Linked DNA regions of Homo sapiens: region 2 is linked to region 1. A link is a loop called in an ENCODE intact Hi-C map of the cell type or tissue named here. Cell type or tissue: PC-9. All regions are shown on one strand. Each heading gives the region's core, and the rest is flanking DNA. Links, peaks and the distances in the headings are about the cores only. Region 1 holds the start of ARNT2-AS1 (ARNT2 antisense RNA 1). Region 2 has its middle 16 kb from the start of ABHD17C.

Evidence for each region. Peaks named below come from ENCODE experiments on the same cell type or tissue, not always from the same donor. Only the 100,000 strongest peaks of a DNase experiment are listed, where the experiment ranks them.
Region 2: it touches region 1 in a loop (6-fold over the local background); 4 of 110 quality-filtered maps call a loop at or near these places.

Annotation. Positions count from the first base shown.
Region 1 is chr15:80,581,606-80,591,189 of GRCh38, forward strand. All of the region lies in intron 17 of ARNT2 (aryl hydrocarbon receptor nuclear translocator 2), which reads left to right. ARNT2-AS1 (ARNT2 antisense RNA 1) reads right to left here and starts at 2,952. Exons shown (of 2, transcript XR_007064732.1): 1 at 2,213-2,952; 2 at 1-1,156. In PC-9, for the core only: CTCF peaks have their summits at 4,164 and 4,368; DNase peaks (open chromatin) are centred at 4,236, 6,436 and 7,406; H3K27ac peaks cover 5,109 bases.
Region 2 is chr15:80,673,523-80,684,534 of GRCh38, forward strand. No RefSeq gene overlaps it. Among named protein-coding and RNA genes, the nearest start is that of ABHD17C, 16 kb to the right of the region's middle. In PC-9, for the core only: no CTCF peak of the experiment used is centred there; DNase peaks (open chromatin) are centred at 3,699, 6,129 and 6,479; H3K4me3 peaks cover 1,284 bases; H3K27ac peaks cover 5,345 bases.

The DNA.
Region 1 (9,584 bases), core at 812-8,811:
TTGACTTTATCATTTTCAAGGCATTGGGATGATGTTGCTGTGCTGTGAGGTGATCTGAATACCATTTTAACCCATTATGGCCCTGGCAAGGATTTTCAGGTCCCCCAAGTCAAAAACCTTATAGTCTTGTTTCAAGAAACTAGAGAATAGCTATAGAGACAATCAATTGCATAAATAACACTGCAAAGTTTTCTGTCTCTTTTAAATATTAAAAACACCTATCTTACTTTGTTAACAAAACCTCAGGCCATAGAGGGTTAAGGAACCGCTGTGTCCTGTGCATTTCTCAGGATCCTGGGCCTTGCCCACTCTCCGTGTGTGTAAGGAACCTCCTCAGCATGTCTCCCAGGGCTAGGGTTCCACTCCACGTCAGGACAAGCTCATAAGAGACCCGTGGTCCTGGTAAGAAGTCCAAGCTGGTGCCTGCTTTCTCACAGTGAGGTCACTGGGTGACACCCAGCAGTGCGGCTCATAGAGCTTTTCTCTACAGAATTGATTCCTCAGATGAGCGTGAATCTGAGCCCAAACATCTGAATTTCCACGTGGCAAGTTAAAAGCTTCCATTAGAACTGCTTGTCTGTCAGCCTTATGAACAATTCTGTGCAGGCAGGGCGCGGTGACTCACATCTGTAATCCCAGCACTTTGAAAGGTCAAGGTGGCAGATCACCGGAGCCCAGGAGTTCAAGACTAGCCTGGGCAACATTGCAAAACCCTGTCTCTACAAAAAAAAAAAAAAAAAATTAGCCAGGTGTTGTGGTGCATGCCTGTAATTCCAGCTACTCAGGAGGCTAAGGTGGGAGGATCATTTGATCCCAGGAGGTTGAGGCTGCAGTGAGCCATGATCACACCACTGCACTCCAGCCTGGGTGACACAGTGAGACCCTGTCTGAAAAAACAAAAGAAAGAAAAATGCTGTGCAGAGCCCCTAGCACACAATGGGGAGTTGTCATCTGCTGCCCAGCCCTCCCCACCTCCTCCACTAACAGCAGCACGTCCGTCCCACTCAGCCCGAGGTCTTGGGGCACAGCATTTCCTGAGGCCATGCTTGTCCCTCCAGCCTTAGTCCCATTTACTTGCAGTGTGTCTCCTCTTCGTCTGTTAAGTATTCTCGCCACGTGGTTCACTGGAACCCAGTTTAGAAGCACAGCACCCTGTCTGAGGAAGGAGAAACCCCATAGCAGTTGCTCTCAAGTCAGCCAGGCACTCAGCACGGTTACCACCTTGAGCCCAGAATCCTGTTTCTCAGGATAGCATCCACCTTCCTGCAGTCACACGTGAGATCCTTCTCCACATCTGGTTCCCCACCCGGGTGTGGAGAGACCCCTTCACCTCCTCCTGAAGGTGGGCCTCATAGACTCAAGGCCTCCTGGGTACCTAGTCCTTCCCGGAAGCCCAGGGACCATCTGGCACCGATCTACTCAAAAAAACCTTCAGTGCCAGGCCCCGAATCAGCCCTGGAAGACAGGAGACCTGGTCCCCACCCAGAGAAGGACACAGTCCAGAGACTGGGTCAGGGGAGACAGACAGAGGTAAAGGGAGGCAGGCAGGACAGTCTGCAGGTGCGGCAGCCATGGTCTGCGTGGGGGCCCTTGTGGCTGCAGGCCAGGACAGTCGTTATGTCTGATGGGGTCAAGAGAGGCTTCGGAGCAGAGCTAACACGCAACCGTGGCAAGGTCTTGGAGCATCCCACTGTGGCCGTGACGAGACAGGTGGGCAGGCCACTTCCCTGCCCCAACCATCCAGTGCCTTTAGCTCCATGCCTCTGTCTAGTCTCCACTAAACAAATGCCAGGCCCTGAAGTATAAATGGAGACGGGACACAGGAAGGACGAAGCCCTGGGTTGAGGCCACTGCACCACTGTGGCCAAGAACAGGCTCAACACAGATGGGGCTCCAGGTTGGGTTTTTACATTTGCCTTTGAGCTATCTCACACTCAGATGATAATAATAGTAATGATAGCAGCCTGCCCTTAGTAGGTACTTATTATATGCTAGCATGTAGCATTCATTCAGTGCTCACAATAGCCCTAAGAAGGAGATACCATTATTATTCCCATCTCACAGATAAGTAAACTAAGGCACACTGAGGTCAGATAACTTACCCAGGCTAACTTACTATAGCTGATAATAGCAGAATCATGCCTTTGGAGCCAAGAATCAAAGCTGGGCAGTACATCTGAGACTGTGTTCCCATCCACTACTCTGTACTTACCATCATTTTCAAATCCATTCACAGGGGACCTCAGAATTAAGCAGGAATTGGATGTCCCAGCAGATGGCCCTTGATGTACATTCATGAGAAAGGGGCTGGAACCCTTCCAATGAGGGCATGGAAAAAGCATATAAAATCGAGAAATGAAGGACTGAGAAGTTTCTTATGGCCTTGCCATCAGTGCATCATGTGTTACCTTTGGCCACAGCTATTTGAGTGGAATAGGATGCAGGGAGAGTGTGTTGAAAGCCAGGCTGTGGTGGAGTGAACAGGTGATAGAGTGGAGACGAAGCTGAGCAGGAGAGCAGGAAGGGAGGCACAGTCTTGGGAGGGAGAGGGAGACCTCGAGGCGAGGGGTTGCTGTCATCGTCTGTGATGAGTACACTGCTGGAGGAAGGCTCCCAGTGCAGGCAGAGGGGACCCAGCATAAGGTGTTGGGGTTCACATCAGAGGTGTAGAGGGGCCTGGAAAATGGGTGGACACCAGACCCCCTTCTGACCACAGGGTCAGCTTTTACTCCACAGGGCTTCAAGGAAGTGGAGTGCTGGCTGGGAGAAGAGGGCAGGCTTTGGTTAAGGACAGAAGAAAGAGGGTGTGTGTATGGTTAGGAAGAGGACCCAAAGGGTTGTTCGTTAGTGAGGATGGTTACTCCCGAGGGCACAGTGGGAAAGGGTGCAGGGAACAGAGCAGGTAAGAATGGGTGAGTGGAGAAGGAACAGAGCAGGTAAGAATCGGTGAGTGGAGAAGGAACAGAGCAGTCTGCCCCATTAATGGTCAGTTTCATTAATTATTAAACACAAAGCAGGCTTAAAAAACAGGCCGTGTTTACATTTGCAATGGACACACACCCTAGCCCAGCGTGGGCACATCTGAGTGGCTTCCCAGTGCCCTCTGTGCAGCCCTGGGGCCTATTGGTGTGGCACTGATGGGTTCCCAGTCCTGACAGCACCCCACGGTACCTGGCCTCAGTTCATTATCCATGGCCAGAGCCCAGAGAGATAATGCGGTTGATCCCAGCCTCCTGCTTCTGGCTGGCTGGAGCAGGCAGGGGATTTGGAATGCCTGCTGAGCAGACTTGCCGGACGTCACCCAGTGGTGGACCAGGGGCAGACATCGAGTTGTGACAAGCATAGCATGTCACTTTTGAACAGTGCTTCAACTGTAGCAGACTCCTCAGGATAGCTTTGTAGACTGAGTTTATACATTGAGTGAGAAAAAACGCCCCTGCCTGGGTCTCAGCCCTTTCTGTGAAACACATGCTGGTTTTGTTCAACGAGCTTTCAGGAGTCAAGCCAAAGCATTTCTTCCATTTCAGACCTTTCACGTTATCTTGAGCTTTACTGCTGTCATAATTGTGTTTCCAGTCTTAGTATCATTTTCATTTTGAGTCCAGTCACAGCAAAAACCTAGCCATTTGAAATGTAGCATCCACTAGGAAACTACACAGTCCCATTACTTAAGCCCTGAAAAATCCAAGCATTTATTCCCTTAACAAAGTAAGTGGGGAAAGTGTTGTGCCTGTAGGGCCCAGTCAGGAGACAGAAACCATGGCAGTAATTTAAACAGGAAAAATTTAAAGATTTTGTGACTAATTAAAGGTGGTTAAGAAGGACCCTGAGGAATACAGGAATAATAAATGTGGGCAGCAGCTTCTACCTCTAAGGCTAAGGGAAAGTAGACAAGACAGGAACTAAGAACTTGGAAGAGGAGACCCCACCCCACAAAACCTGAGGTTCAGCCCTTGTTGGAGAATGTGCATCTGTCTTGGTAACACACTGTGGATGCTCTGGACTGCAGTGGGTCTGTAAAAGCAGCCTGCCCACTGACTGAGACACTCAGTAGGGGGTGCAGATGGACCAGAAATGGTCTACACACCCACCCCACCAGGTGGCCAAGAATTTCCCCAGGGAGTGCCCGCAGGTAAAACTGACTCACAGGAGGCAGCCTCTGGGTGGTAGAGAAATGTGCTGAAGAGGGAGCACCCTGACATCCTGCACACTGCGTTAGACACACTGCAGGAGGAAAGAAACACCTGATCCAGGAAGAGAAGCCACTTCTCTGCAGTACCTCGCTTGTCTCTCCAGCGTCCTCTGCTGAGAAAGCCTAACGCTGCACTCGCTGACAAAGGAGAAATGTTTGCAGGGTGTAGTTTCAGTATCATGAAACAGGGCAAAGAAGGATGGATTTAGAGCCAAGAGGCAATAAATTGATAACTGGCAAGAATGTATATGACCTGAATCCTCAAATTGCTCAGTTTCTTTTCATCTCAACTACTGCCAGGCATCTGCTTGTTGATATTACCTTGTTTCTTGGAGAAATGCAGGGAGCCAAGTGCACAGGTTGCTTAAAGAGAAATGGCTCAAAGGTGCTGTAGCAGACCAGGTTTCAATTCCTTGACTTGCTCCAAGTGTGGCATACACATACGTAGGATCTAAGTTACATTATTTTCTTAGCAGCATGATTTCCAGATATATTGTCTTGGCAAGCAACAGCATGTCCATAGCTCCTTGTTCCCCACATGCGTCTCAGTTTAGGGTGAGGTCTCTAAAGCAATTCATCCATGCATGACACAAGTCAGATCAGGTCGATACAGATTAAATCAGGTCACAATAGATAAACAACTCTGGGGATGAATGTCTTTTACAAAGCTCGAGAAACACATCCAGAACACATTGCCTTTTTGTAAAAGAGCCATGTCCATCCCAGCCTGCCCCACCTAGCCCATACTCACTTTGGAGAGGAGAATTGAAAGAATTTGTTATTCCAGGCTGGGTGTGGTGGCTCATACCTGTAATCCCAGCCCTTTGGGAGGCCGAGGTGGGTTGATCCCTTGAGGCCAGGAGTCCAAGACCAGCCTGGCCAACATGGTGAAACGTTGTCTCTACTAAAAATACAAAAATTAGCCGGGCATGGTGGTGCGCGCTGAGGCAGGAGAATTGCTTGAACCTGGGAGGTGGAGGTTGCAGTGAGCCGAGATTGCACCACTGCACTCCAGCCTGGATGACAGAGGAAGACTCCATTTCAAAAAAAAAAAAAAAGGAATTTATTATTTCAAAAATATCTGGAGTGAGAAACGAAAGGCATAATTCAAAATAGGGGAACAGGGTAGACTAAGCACAGGCAGGGAGCCAGTAGGATTTTGCTGATCTGAAATGTTTGCAGACACCATGCACCCTCTTCCTCCCCAGCTCCTGCCCATAAAGCTCAGTCCCGGACATTTTTACCAGTGAATTATGGGGAATTATAGACCTCTCCATCCCTAATACTAGTTAGTGTTGAAAAGGTGAGGCCTTAGCCAGAAGGCTCAGGAAGACTGTGATCCTTGCTGTAAGGTGCGTTTTTCTTCTGCCTAGAAGGCATTTGTAAGACAATGAGCTGCCCTTTGGTGCACCTTGTTACTTTATCCAGCAGGGTTTCTCAGTGTCAGCACTATTGACATTTTAGGCTGGATAATTCTTTGTTGTGGGGGGGCTATCTCTTCCTTATAGGGGGTTCAGCAGCATCTCCCTGCCTCTACCTACTAGGATTTCTCTGTTTATGATAATGACAAGTGTTTCCAGACATTGTCAAATGTCCCCCTTGGTTTGGTGGGGGGGTGGGGTTGCGCAAAATCACCCGATTGGGAACCACTGAGCTAAACCCAACTACATAGGACTTCCAAGCAGGACTTCAAGTGAGCCTTAAGTCTTAGGGCAATTTCCAAATCAGCTGAACCTCACAAGAAAAAATGTTAATGAGAGGAGAATGATAGCATTGAGCTTCAAATTTTTAAAAAAGGAGGATGTCATCCCTGCCTCTGTGACCTAGGAAGCCACAAGCTCCTCAAGATTCTGACCCGTGGTCTGAAAGCCCACACAGCTGGCCCAGGTGTTATCAGCCCATAACACAGTCTATCTGGGCTGGGAGGTGGCCCATGCACAGAATTATCTAGGCACAGAGAAGGGGAAGGATGTACATGACAGAAAGAACACATGTGCAGTAGCACAGAGATGTAACTGCATGTGGCTCATGGGGGACATGCAAGTATTGTCATGTGACTAGGGCAAGAGGGGCTGGAATTAGACACGAAGTGGGAGATGAGGCTAAAAATAGGTCCAGATCGTGAAGGATCTTCATGCCAACATCCAGAACATGGATGTTACTACATAGACCGCGGTCAACCACTAAGCAGTCTGTAAGCAGTGGACTACTGTTGGAGGGAGATCACGCCAGTAGCTGTGTGGTTATGGGGGCAGTGGGTGTGGCCATGACTCACAGCACTGGTTGGGGCAGTGAGAATGGAGGAAAGCAGGTAGGAGTTGAGAGATGGTATTTAGGGGAGTGGGAACTCAGCCGACCCCAGCCTGTCAATACCACCAGAAGTGCAAGTTTATCATCCCTAGCTCTTCCCACTCACACCCCTCAGCACAGTCAGTAATCAATCAACAAGCCTAGGCACCTCCTTCTCCATCACATCTCAAATCCACCCACTGCTCTCCAGCTGGCTTTTGTTCTGTGTTTTGAGCCACTGTCGTCTCTTGCAAGGATTGCTACAGCAGCCTCCTCCCCTCTGGCTCCTTCCCTCTCCTCTTGTCTACCCCATTCCTTTCTCGGTTGGTCTCTTTCCCTCTCTTTTTGTCCACCCACCCATGGACCATACACATCTGTGTGCTTCCTGCTTCTGCTTAAAAACCTTCAGTGTTTCTCTGTTGTCCCCAAAATTGGTCATACTGACAGTGTGGAACCTGACCCCTGGCTTACCCTCCAGCCTTATCTCTTATGACTTGCCTGATCTCACTCTATTCCTCTTCCATCCTGAGCCACCTGTAGATGCCCGGATGAACCAAGCCCTTTTTCACCATCAGGCCTTTGAACAGACTGACCCTTTTCTCTAGAATTATTTTCAACCTTACCTCCAAGCCCTATACCGGATTAATTACTAATTCCCCTTCTGGTGTCATCTGAGATCTCTGAAAAACCTTTTCTACTTGTCATGGCTAGTTAGGTATCCCTCGTAAGCGTTTTTATTCTAGTTCCTCTGACTCTTAGAGCAGCTCTCACCTGTGCAGAATTGCCTGTTTGCTCCCTTTCCCAACCATGCTATATGCTTGTTGAGAGAGGAACGATCTTATTCTCCAGTGTGTGTACAGTACCAGCATGGAGCCCACGTCAGAGCAGGAGCTCAGGAAATATTTGCCAAGTGAATAAATGAATGAGTCAGTTGATGAGATTAGAAGAGGTTATTTCCTTCTTGTTTGTTGACGAGAAGGAAGGCCTGACTCAGACCCCTGCTTTCAACATATGTTAAGAGATAAGGTCACTTACAGTAAGGACCAGGAGGCACGTGAGAAAGAGTAGTGTAAGAAGTAGCAGAACCAAAATCAAGTTCAGTCCTAGAAGTCAACAAGATAGTTTCAAACAGAATGATCAAGAGTGTTGGATACTCAAGAGAGATTGAGAAGAATGGGCACTCTTCAAATGCCTATTGGATGGGGCCTGGCAGTAGAGTAATTGCACAGGGTTGAGAAGGGAGGGAAAGGAGAAGATGCTGTGGGGTGGGGGTGGCTGTAAATGTTGATGGCAAAGGGAAGGAGAGGTAGGTATGTACTTTAAGGAGGAAGGGCTGAGGGCATTGATTTGTGATGGGCAAGCCCCAAGGAAACCATCATTGCAGCAGCATCCTGGGTGAGCCTGTGTGGCAGTCATCTTCCTGAATGCATAAGGACATTCCCCCAGTCTACCATGCCCTTCCTTCAGCACAGGTGGCTATGTCCCTCCACCCTTCTGCCAAGCAACATGGACCCACTGAAGGCCCCATCTTGTGCTCAGCCTCTGCAGGCTTCCAGAATGGGACAGGTGCCTGTCAGGTGGGAATTTCCTCGTAGCTCCAGCTGGCGATGCTACTGTTTTAACTTTGCCACAGTTGTGGACCCAGCCTTCCCTCTGCTAAGCCAATTAATGAGGCCAGTCGACACGATTCTATGAAAGAGTTCCTCCTGGCCCTTGGGGTCTTGTGTGGGATCATTAGGAAAAGACATTTCACATAGGCAGATGAATTTTTTATAGCAGAATCCTATGTGCACAGTAGATTTAAATCTCTCTTATGCTAAGGAGGGGAATGTACCCTGCCTCAATTTTATAGAATTCCTTACCAACTATTGTCATCATGTAGAGTTTGAAAAGCACCAATGGTAAGGCATTAAAGGGACCTTATGCATTTTATTAAAGCCCTTTATGTCTCAGGCATTATATATGGGTGGATGGGTGGGAGAGAGAGCGAGGGAGAGAGAGAGATTCTTCTCCCTGAACACTTTCTAACCTGGCCTCACATTAACGCAGTGCCCAGGCTGGGGGTTGGGTGGGGCCTGAGGCTTCCCCGTGGCCAGCATGATCGTTGGAAAGAGTAGTATGGGACAAGATGGGGCTTCTCTTGCCACCCAGAGCTTGACAGAGAGCCCATTATCTCCAAAATGGTACTGAATGATTTGAAACAAGAAAAAAAGCTTCTAAGATTTTTGATGTTCCTTAAAGGTATCTTCTCTGAAGGTATTTTTTTAAGCCTCCTCTTTGGTTGAATCTCAAAAACGTTTTTAGACAAAATTCCACTTACTGGATCCTCTTTGGTTGAATCTCAAAAATGTTTTTCGACAAAAAACCACTTACTGGATAGGCACAGTGGCTCACTCATCCCAGCACTTTGGGAGGCCAGAGCAGGGGGACTGCATGAGGCCAGGAGTTTGAGACCAACCTGGGCAACAGAGCCAGACCCCATCTCTAAAAAAAAAATGTTTTTTAATTAGTCAGGCAATGTGGCATGAGCCTGTAGTCCCAGCTATGAGGGAGGCTGAGGCTGGAGGATTGGTTGAGCCCAGGATTTCAAGGCTGAAGTGAGCCATGATTGCACCACTGCATTCCAGCCAGGGCAGTGGAATAAGACTCTTTCTCGTATGTAAAAAACCAATTCCACTTATGTTTCCTATTTTTTGTTTTCTTCCATTGGCTGTTTTTTTGTATAAACTGTAGACAGAAGCAAAGTGGCTCTCATTTATAAATGAATTTGCTGATTCCCACAGAGGAACCTTATCTTGTCTGACCAGTGCCCAAATTTCTTCCCCTGCAAACAAACTGACGCAAAGAAAACACTCTGCCAAAGAGCCAGGCAGGAAAAGACTGTGGTGCTTGGCCCTGTAGGGGGACCTTGTATAATGCGTGTGTGGCTTCCGAGGAGTTGCTCGGGGGCAGAGGCTGAGGTTGGGAATGCCAAGATGAGGCTTTTCCTCTAGCAGGGCCAGATGCCTTTCAAGAGCATTCGGTGGACCGAGAGGGAATCAGGAGCAGGGGCAGGTGTGTCTTCCTCCTCATGCCAACACCATACTGCTGAGGACAGACCCTC
Region 2 (11,012 bases), core at 1,155-9,154, 92 kb after region 1:
AAACACAAGCAGACTTTTAAAGACAAAAATGAGGTACAGTGACTACAGAGTGTGGGCTACAGTGTCCAGTGAGGCATTGTTACATTAATTTACAGCTACCTGTGGCAACGGCAAGCAGTTTTAAGAGACGAATACATAGCTCAAGAGGGTACAGTTGCTGTCTCATGCTAATGCCTCTCTGGGCCTGATGATTTAAAAGGACTCACATTCCTCAGATAAAAATTATTTTTCCCTTAATCCCTTCTTGTAACTCCTCCATCCGCATGGAAAAGTACTCATTTTCTTACCCTGATTCTTCACAGATGTCTCTTCCACAGTGGCATCTGCTTAACTTTCTTCTACCTCTGCACTCTCTTCCCCAGAGACGTGGTCTACCTCCACAGCTTCAATCATCACTTCTACCTCAAAAATGCTGCCCTCCTCTGGGGAACCAGCTTCAAACTAGCATTGCTGTCCTCTTCCTCCAGCCCTCCTCCCGGAGGTCCCGCAGCAACCTTACTCATGTGATCACCCTTGCAAAGGTGCCTCTCACTCTAGATTAGCTCTGATTATAGAACCATCTCTGCCCTGTAAGACTCATGGCCATATGTGATACCCACCCCCTATCTGTGCTATTATGACAGATATATATTTGGTTTTCATCAAGGATTCCCAGCTCTCAGCCCCAGTAGCCCTTGTTATTTCCTAAGTGACTAGTACAGTAAGAATATTTTTTGCTAAAGTATTTGGATTTTTGGTTTTGGTTCCTAAAGTAGCTCCTGAAGGATAAAGGTGAAAGACAATCTTTTACTATTTACAAGTCCTTTCAAATACATCTGAGCTTATGTGAATGAGGCAATGTTTGGAAAGTCCCTGAAACCACTGGATGGGGGTTGGTTGCCAGAGGAAGCAGCTTTGTGCTTAAAGGGTTGGGACTTTCAGCCTCACCCACCAACCTCCAGGGAAGGGACAGGGCCAGTGGCTTCCTCAATCATGCCTACAAAATGAAACCTCCAGAAAAACCCAAAAGGACAGGGTTTGGAGAATTTCCAGATGGTTGAACATGTGGAGGTTCCTGGAGGGTGGTGCTCCAGGGAAGACCTAGAAGCTCTGTTCCCTTCCACACACCTGACCCTATATGTCACTTCATCCACATTCTTTGTAATATCCTTTAAAATGTGAAAGGAAAATAAATCTTGAAACCCAAAAATCACTAAGCTAAAAGGGAAAGTCGAGCTCGGAATGGCTTAGGGTAAACCTGCCTCCCGTTGTATTCCAAAAAAAAAGATAGCTACTAATGTCAGAGGCGTGTGAACCAGAGCAACTCCGTCTTAAATAGGAACTAGGTAAAATGAGGCTGAGACCTACTGGGCTGCATTCCCAGATGGTTAAGGCATTCTAAAGTCACAGGATGAGATAGGAGCTCAGCACAAGATACAGGTCATAAAGACCTTGCTGATAAAACAGTTTGCAGTAAAAAGCCAGCCAAAACCCACCAAAATCAAGATGGCCACAAGAGTGACCTTTGGCTGGCCTCACTGCTACATTCCCACTGGTGCCATGACAGTTTCCAAATGCCATGGCAACGTCAGGAAGTTACCCTATATGGTCTAAAAAGGGGAGGCATGAATAATCCACCCCTTGTTTAGCATAGCATCAAGAAATGCCCATAAAAATGGGCAACCAGCAACCCTCAGAGCTGTTCTGCCTATGGAGTAGCCATTCTTTCATTCCTTTACTTTCTTAACAAACTTGATTTCACTTTACTGTATGGACTCACCCTGAATTCTTTCTTAGGCAAGATCCAAGAACTCTCTCTTGGGGTCTGGATCCGGATCCCTTTCCTGTAACACTAAGATTAAAAAAAAAAGTTACATACCTCTGTCACAATTTGTGGGCAAAGGCAAGACAGAGCTCAAAGTCACCCCTCTGCTCACTGAGATAAATGCATATCGGATTGCTTCCTTTGGAGAGGCTAATCAGAAACTCAAAAGAATACAACCATTTGTCTCTTATCTACCTATGACCTGGAAGCCCCCACCCCGCTTCAGTGGTCCCGCCTTTCTGGATTGAACCAATGTACATCTTGCATATATTGATTGATATCTCATGTCTCCCTAAAATGTATAAAACCAAGCTCGCCCCAACCAAGCTTGGGCACATGTCATCAGGACCTCTTGAGGCTGTGTCATGGGTGTGTTCTTAACCTTGGCAAAATAAAGTACTTCCTAAACTGATTGAGACATGTCTCAGATACTTTTTGGTTTACAATAATAAACTGGTTATAGAGTTCATAAGCCACTCTAGCAAATTATTCAAAACCAAGGAGGGGGTCATGGGAATCCCAATTTATAGCCAGTCAGTCAGAAGCGCAGGTAAAATAATCTGGGGCTTGCAACTGGCATTTGATATGGGGCCAGTCTTGTGGGACTGAGCCCTCACCCTGTGGGATCTGATGCTGTCTCCAGGTAGACCATGTCAGAATTGAAGTAGAGAACACCCAGGTGGTATCTGCCACAGCACTGCTTGCTTGCTTGGTGTGGGCGGGAAATGCGCTGCAGTATTTGTGAGCGCCCCCCGCCCCGGTCCCCTGCTCTTGACATTTGGTCACAGAAGTCTTCTGTATGGATTGTCGTGGGATGAGAAAATAGAAAAAACACATTGGGTTTGTTATTTCCACACTCCACCCCCATGGAGTTAGTGTATGAATCTTATTGTTGATTCTTCTTTCTTAATCTCTTGCAAAACTCTCCTCTTCTCTCCATCCTTTTGTCAATGTTTGAGTCAGGCTCTATCTCTCATTTGGTTTGTTGCAATGGCCTCCTATCTTCACTGTCCCCATCTCTAATCCATGCTTCACACTACTGCTCCTGCCATATATTCAAAACACATGCTATTTCCTTGTTGAAAATCCCAAATAGGTTCTCATTGTCTAGAGAGCAGGTCCAGGCACTGCCCCTGCATTTTCTTACCCCTCCATAATTTTGTCTCAATGTGGAATACCTATGTAAACCAAAAATAAAATTCTAAGCCCCCCGAACATGTGAATGGACCCCTGCTCTTGGCAAGGGCATTTCAAAGCTAACTTGAAAAACTAGCTCAGGTCATGATGGGCAGGGGCCGTCTGACATGCCTCATTATACCCTCCTGCCTTTTGGAATTACTGATAAAACAGACTCTTTACGTCTGACAGGTAACATTTACAATGTATTCTCTCTGAAGCCTGCTACCCCGAGGCTTCACCTGCATGATAAAACTGTGGATTCCACACCCTCAATCTTGACCCAGACATTCCTAAGTTTTAGACAATAACAACTATTTCAACCAATTGCCAATCAGAAAAATTTTAAATCTGCCCTTAACCTGGTAGTCCCTCCCTCATCCCAATGCCCCATTTTGAGTTGTCCCACCTTTCTGGACTGAACCAATGTACATCTCACGTGTATTTGATTGATGTCCTATATCTCCCTAAAATGTAAATGAAACTAAGTTGTACCCCAACCACCTTGGGCACATGTTCTCAGGATCTCCTGAGGGCTGTGTCATGGTTCATTGGGCACTCATATTTGGCTATAATAAATCTCTTCAAATATTTTAGAGTTTGACTCTTTTCATAGACACCTAGTTTTACCTTATACCTCTTAGCCCCACCTTCAATACTTCCTAGAGCAATTTGTCAATCTATTTGTCATTATTGACTTTCTACCACATCCACCTCCTGTTAAGCCAAGTTTAGCCTAAAGCTGCCTCCTTACATACATATTTTAAGTTTGGCCCAAAGGTTTTTCTGTACATTGTGAACTATAACAAGTGGAGGTGTAAACAGACCACAGCCTACACTTGCGCCAGTCACCTGGTTTTGGCCAATCAAATGTAGCCAACTGTTCGAACTGTGTTCAAATAAGGCAATGCCACCATGTAACCAACCCAGCTGTTTCTGTACCTCACTTTCTTTTTCTGCACATCACTTCCTTTTTCTATCCATAAATCTTCCACCATGTGGCTGCACGGGAGTCTCAGAGTCTACTCTGGCTTGGGAGGCTGCCTGTGAATCGTTCATTGCTCAATTAAACTCCTTTAAATTTAATTAGGCTGAAGTTTTTCTTTTATCACTTCTTTTTTTTTTGGAGACAGAATTTTGCTCTTGTTGCTCAGGCTCGAGTGCAATGGCGTGATCTCGGCTCACTGCAACCTCCGCTTCCTGGGTTCAGTGATTCTCCTGCCTCAGCCTCCCGAGTAGCTGGGATTACAGGCATGTGCCAGCACACCCGGCTAACTTTGTATTTTTAGTAGAGATGGGGTTTCTCCATGTTGGTCAGGCTGGTCTCGAACTCCCGACCTCAGGTGATCCGCCCGCCTCGGCCTCCCAAAGTGCTGGGATTACAGGCGTGAGCCACTGTGCCCGGCTTTTTATCACTTCTTTGATATTGTTTCCCTAATTGTTTCTCCTCATGAAACTGTAATGTAACAGCACAGATATACTCTCTACGTGTTTATGTTCTGTGACTCTTTGAAGGTCGCAAACCCTGTAATATCTAAGATCATTTTGTCCCTGCCAAAAAACAGTTTTCTGCCAGGCGTGGCGGCTCATGCCTGTAATCCCAACATTTTGGGAGGCCAAGGCGAGAGGATCGCTTGAGGCCAGGAGTTCCAGACCAGCCCAAGCAACATAGCGAGACCTCCATCTCTATAAGAAATGTTTTAAAACTTAGTGGGGTGTGGTGGCACATGCCCATAGTCCCAGCTACTTGGGAGGCTGAGGTGGGAGGATTGTCTGAATGCAGGAAAGTCGAGGCTGCAGTGAGCTGAGGTTGCACCACTGCACTCCAGCCTGGGTGACAAAGTGAGATCCTGTCTCAAAGAAAAAGAAGAACCAGTTTTATACCCTTGAAGACAATATTACTCCCTGCCCCCATATCTGCCACTGAGAATGCACATCCTAGAGAGAATACGAACTTTGGAATCAGAACCAGACTCAAATTTCTGCTCTGAGATGTGTAAGCTGTGTGATATGTGACATGAAAAAGTTGTTCAGTGTTCTCTCTGATCTTCAATGTTCCCTGTGCTGGCAGCTAAGATATTCAGTGAGACCGCATTACAGCCCAACTTCCCTTCTGCCCAATCCTGCTTTCCTTTTTTCCCTTTCCCATCAACAGATGTTGATGCCAAGGTCACTCCCTGATAAACTTCCTGCATGTTGATCTCTAGCTCAGAGAGTCTGCTTTCTGGGGCACAGCCTTTCACAGTGCCCTGTTTGTCACAGGGCGAACCCCAAAACTGCGGTTCAGCCTGGGAGCCCATGTGGGTTCTTGGTTTTGTGTAGGAAAGAATTCAAGAGTGAGCTGACAGAGTAAAGTGAAAACAAGTTTATTAAGAAAGCAAAGGAGGCCAGGCACGGTGGCTCACGCCTGTAATCCCAGCACTTTGGGAGGCCAAGGCGGGCGGATCGCCTGAGGTCGGGAGTTCAAGACCAGCCTGACCAACATGGAGAAACCTCGTCTCTGCTAAAAAAAAAAAAAAAAAAAAAAATTAGCCGGTCATGGTGGTGCATGCCTGTAATCTCAGCTACTTGGAAGGCTGAGGCAGGACGATCACTTGAACCCAGGAGGCGGAGGTCACAGGTGAGCCAGATTGCGCCATTGCACTCCAGCCTGGGCAACAAGAGCGAAACTCCGTCTCAAAAAAAAAAAAAAAAAGAAAAAGAAAGAAAGCAAAGGAATAAAAGAGTGGCTATCACATAGGCAGAATGGCAGCATGGGCTGCTTGACGGAGCATACTTATGGTTTTTTATTGATTATATGCTGTGTGAGGGGGTGGATTATTCATTCCAGAAAGAGGTGGGGAGTTCCCGGAACTGAGGGTTTCTCCCCCTTTTAGACTCTATAGGGTAACTTCCAGACATTGCCATGGCATTTGTAAACTGTCATGAGCTGGTGGGAGTGTCTTTTGGCATGCTAATGCGTTATAATTAGCATTTAATGAGCAGTGAGGATGACCAAAGTCACTTTCACTGCCATCTTGGTTTTGGAGGGTGTTGGCTTGCTTCTTCACCACATCCTGTTTTATCAGCCAGGTCTTTGTGACCTGAAGCTTGTGATACCGGTCCTGCCGAACTCCTATCCCATCCTGTGACAAAGGATGCTTAACCTCCTGGGAATGCAGCCCAGCAAGTTTCAGCCTCATTTTACTCAGTCCCTGTTCAAGATGGAGCTGCTCCCATTCAAACACTTCTGACATGTTTACTACTGCCTGGCACAGAGGTAGGGCTCCATAAATGTGAATTCTCTCCTTCCTGATTCTGACCAAGATTCCTGGGTTGCCACTTACATTGCTTGTTGGTACACACTCTGGACACTTTCATCTGCTCAAAAGTCACCTTCTTGAAGCCTTTTCTGACTGACTACTTTCCCAGGGGTGGAGAGTAACTACTTCCTTGATGCCCCATAGCATTTCCTATTTGCCTCAGTTAACGTGTCACTGTACTGGCTCAGCACAGACATGGATTGCTGAGTGAACAGGAAGTTCTGCCTGTCTAGCAGGATAATTTTCTGTTGTCAGAAGCTGGGTCCACCACCTGCCTGGTGCCTATCCCAGGGCAAAGAATACGTATCATTTCTGGATTCCTGGCCCTGCCCCACTTTGTTTATAATGTCCCAAAACACCTACTTATGTAAACAGTGCAAGGTTCCAATTTTATTAGAAGCAATTCCACAGAAGGCTTTGAATGCTAAGAGTGTATACCTAGTTGGTAGCCAACTATTTCCAATGCTTTGGGAAAATGGAGCATGATAAAAAAAATAAGAACATAACGGGGTGCAGTGGCTCATACCTATAATCCCCAAATTTTGAGAGGCCAAGGCAGGAGGATCTATTGAGCCCAGGAGTTTGAGACCAGCCTGGGCAACATGGTGAGACCTCCATCTCTACAAAACAATTTTTAAAAATTAGCCATGTTTAGTGGTGCATACCCGTAGTTCCAGCTAGTGGGGAGGCTGAGATGGGAGGATGACTTGCACCCAGGAGAGGTTGAGGCTGCAGTGAGCTATGATTGTGCCACTGTACTGCAGCCTGGGCAACAGAGCAAGACCTTGTGTCAAAAAATAATAATAATAATGATAACATTAAACTTTGCTTTTAGTGATCTTCAAGGGAGCAACCTGCAAGGGTTATGGCAGTCCTTTTCAAACTGGTCCACACAATGGAATTACTTAGTCCCTCCATCAGAGACTGGGATTTCTGATCTAGAGTATGACCAAGTGTATTAGTCTGCTCTCACACTGCTATAAAGAACTACTGGAGACTTGGAAATTTATAAAGAAAAGAGGCTTAATTGACTCACAGTTCTGCAGGCTGTATAGAAGTCATGGCTGGGATGGCCTCAGGAAACTTACAATCATGGCAGAAGGGCGAAGGGGAAGCAAGTACGTCTTCACATGGTGGTAGGAGAGAGAGAAGTGGGAAGTGCTACACTGTTTTAAACAACTAGATCTTGTGAAAATTCACTAGAAATATCACAAGAACACTAAGGGGGAAATCGCCCTCATGATCCAATCACCTCCCACCAGGTCCCTCCCCCAACACTGGGAATTACTGTACAATTTGACATGAGATTTGGGTGGAGACACAGAGCCAAACCACATCACCAGGGTTTTGGAAGTTTTAAAGATACTCAGATAGTTTTGATTTGCAGACAAGCTTGGGAACCACTGGGTTGTGGGATTGCTGGATATTGACAAAATGGAGATAGTGAGTATAGACCACCCTTCTCAAAAGAGCTTGGCAGTGAAGAGATAAAAGTGCACAGAAGGTAGGAGATAAGAGGATACCAGGAAGGTGAGGGTTTATTTGTTTACAATATGGATAACTTGAGAATCCTTATCAGCTGAAGGGAAAAATCCAGAAAGCAGTGGAGACTGAAGCTTCTAGAATAATCCCTAGAGGTGATGGGTCTGTGGCACTAATGAAGAGATTTATTTTATTTTTTATTTTTGAGTCAGGGTCTCTGTGTCACCCAGGCTAGAGTTCAGTGGCACGCTCATGGCTCACTGCAGCCTTGGATTCCTGGGCTCAAGCAATCCTCCCACCTCCGCTTCCCAAAGTTCTGGGATTACGGGTGGGAGCCACCACCCCCAGCAACAAGCAGATGCCTTAAAAAGACACCTCTCCAAGGCACTGGGGGCATCCTTCCCAAACCAGATAGGATTATTACCTTCCTAAATACCCCAATGTCTGTTGCCTACAAAATGAAATAAAAACTCTTTAGTGTAGCATAGAAGGCATTAACAAATAAAATGCATTTTTATTCTCCAACATGCCAAATGTAATTATGTTCATCATAGAAAAACTAGAAACCACAAGGGAATAAAAATAAGTAGATAGACATTACCCACAGTCTTACAGCTAACGACAACTGCTCCCAATATTTGGAGATACTTCCAATATTTCTTCCCACTGAACATCTTTTGTTGGTTGTAGGACATAGCTGGGATCACACTATAAGCATATCCAAGAAACCAGTGCAATTTCTGGCAGCATTAATAGAAACCATGTGGAATAAAGAACAGAATGGTACCCCTTTGCTCTGCTCTTGTCAGTGTGGACACTGACTTTGTGCTGCTCTGTGGAGTGTGAAGTTTGAGTCTGAGTACCCTTTTAAGAGGAGGACCAATGAAGTGGATCACATGGAGGAAGGGAACAAGCAATATGAGGCCTCTGTTAATTTAGTTTCAACTTCGGATTTTCTTTTCATCTCCTGCCATCCTGCCATATCTGGCTCTAAACCCATGCAAGCCATATCACCTGTTGGTTTCCCAGGCATCCAAACATTTACACTCATCTGTGTCCTCTGCACACTTCCCTTTGCTTTGAATTGCCCCTTCTTCCTCCAAAGTCCAGCTCTGAGAAGGCGTCTACCAGAGGCCCCACAATGAAATAAATCATTCTGTGTTCTCAGAGCACTTTCAGTATTTCTTATATTACTGCTACCATACAAGTTACAGAATAAGCATGAGAGTTATTTTCGTATGGGTGTCTCTCCCTGAGAACAACACCGTGGCTGATTCAACTTTATGACTCTTTCATAAACCCTGCACAGTTCCTGGAAAATAGTCTATTTATTTATATTTATTACATTCTACCTGGTTATAGGAATAAGTTAAGAAAGCTTACAAGGATACTTGAAATGTAAGCTCACATAAATTATATGTCGGGTTTTTTTAAGGTAAAAAACAGAAAGACAACAAAGTAAAATTTTTTTAAAAAAGCTATGATTGCAGATGATTACAATCACACCAGTCTCAAGAGGGGCAGCACTTGGCTCTGGGCTCTCTAGCAGTTAAAATGAAAGGGTCAACTTCCGGGCCATACAAGTCACAATGTCCATGGTTGGATGTGGGTAGGTGAGAGCAGGACAATTAATTACTCAACGCTTTTTGGCATCAAGATAAAATAGAAATTTCTCCTAAGGAATCCTAATGAAGAGGACTTCATTTGGCATGATAAAAAACGTTTTTGTTTCAGTTTTCTAATGCTACATAAGAAACTGCTCCAAAGATTGGTGGCTAAGATGACAATTTATTCTTATTATTCATGGTTCTGAGGGTTGATAGGCTTAACTAGGTGGTTCTCACTTGGGATCTTTCATAAGGTTGTGGTCAGATGGCAGCTGAAGCTGATCATTCACTTGAATGTCTGATACCTGGGCTGGAACAACTGGAGAATCGGGGAGGTTGATCAGACACTCTCAATGCAGACCTTCCATTTGGATAACTTGAACTTCTTCACAGCATGCCAGCTGGTTTTCCCCAGAGGAAGCATATCAAGAGAGTCAGACAGAAGCTGGGAAGCTTTGTAGGATATAGGCTTGGAAGTCTCACAGAACCACTTCAACTACATTCTGTTAATGAAAGCAGTCACAGGCAAACCCAATCTCAAGCAAGTAGAGGAATAGAATACATCTCTCAATGGGGAAATTGCTTGTAAAGGGAGGGAAGGAATTAGCAGAGGCCATCTTGGAGACAAGCTACCATAATTCTAAACATGTTCAAAATATATGTAATTCTTCATAGACTATTTCTTTTTTCTTTTTTTTTTTTTTTTTGAGATGGAGTCTCGCTCTGTTGCCCAGGCTGGAGTGCAGTGGTGCGTTCTCGGCTCACTGCAAGCTCAGCCTCCTGGGTTCACACCATTCTCTCACCTCAGCCTTCCGAGTACCTGGGACTACAGGCACCTGCCATGGCGCCTGGCTAATTTTTCGTATTTTTAGTAGAGACAGGGTTTCACCTTGTTAGCCAGGATGGTCTCGATCTCCTGACCTCATGATCCACCCACCTCGGCCTCCCAAAGTGCTGGGATTACAGGCATGAGCCACCACGCCTGGCCCATAGACTATTTCTTATACCATACTTTCAGCATAGTCTGTGACACTGATTGATTCATAAATCTATGCTTTCATTCAACAAATAGTTATGAAGTATTTTCAGTGAGAGGTAGTATACAGCAGTGGTTAAAAGCAAGGGTGAATCTAGGCTTTTCCACTTATTAGTGGTGTGACCTCAGAAGTTACTTTATTTCACTGTGTCAGTGATATAATTTGGCTGTGTCCCCACCCAAATTTCATCTTGAATTGTAGCTCCCATAATTCCCTGGTGTTGTGGGAGGGACCCAGTGAGAGATAACTGAATCATGGGGGTGGTTTCCCCCATAGTGTTCTCATGGTAGCGAATACGTCTCACCACATCTGATGGTTTAATAAGGGGAAACCCCTTTGCTTGGCTCTCATTCTCTTGTCTGCCGCCATGTGAGACGTGCCTTTTGTCCTCCACCATGATTATGAGGCCTCCCCAGCCACATGGAACTGTGAGTCCATTAAAACTCTTTGTTTTGTAAATTGCCCAGTCTCAGGTATGTCTTTATCGGCAGTGTGAAAACGGACTAATACAGTCAATTTCTTCATCTACAAATGGAAAGAAACAGTAATGTATACATCAGAAAGATTGTTCTGAGGGCAAACTGAGCTAACAACTGTAAAGTAC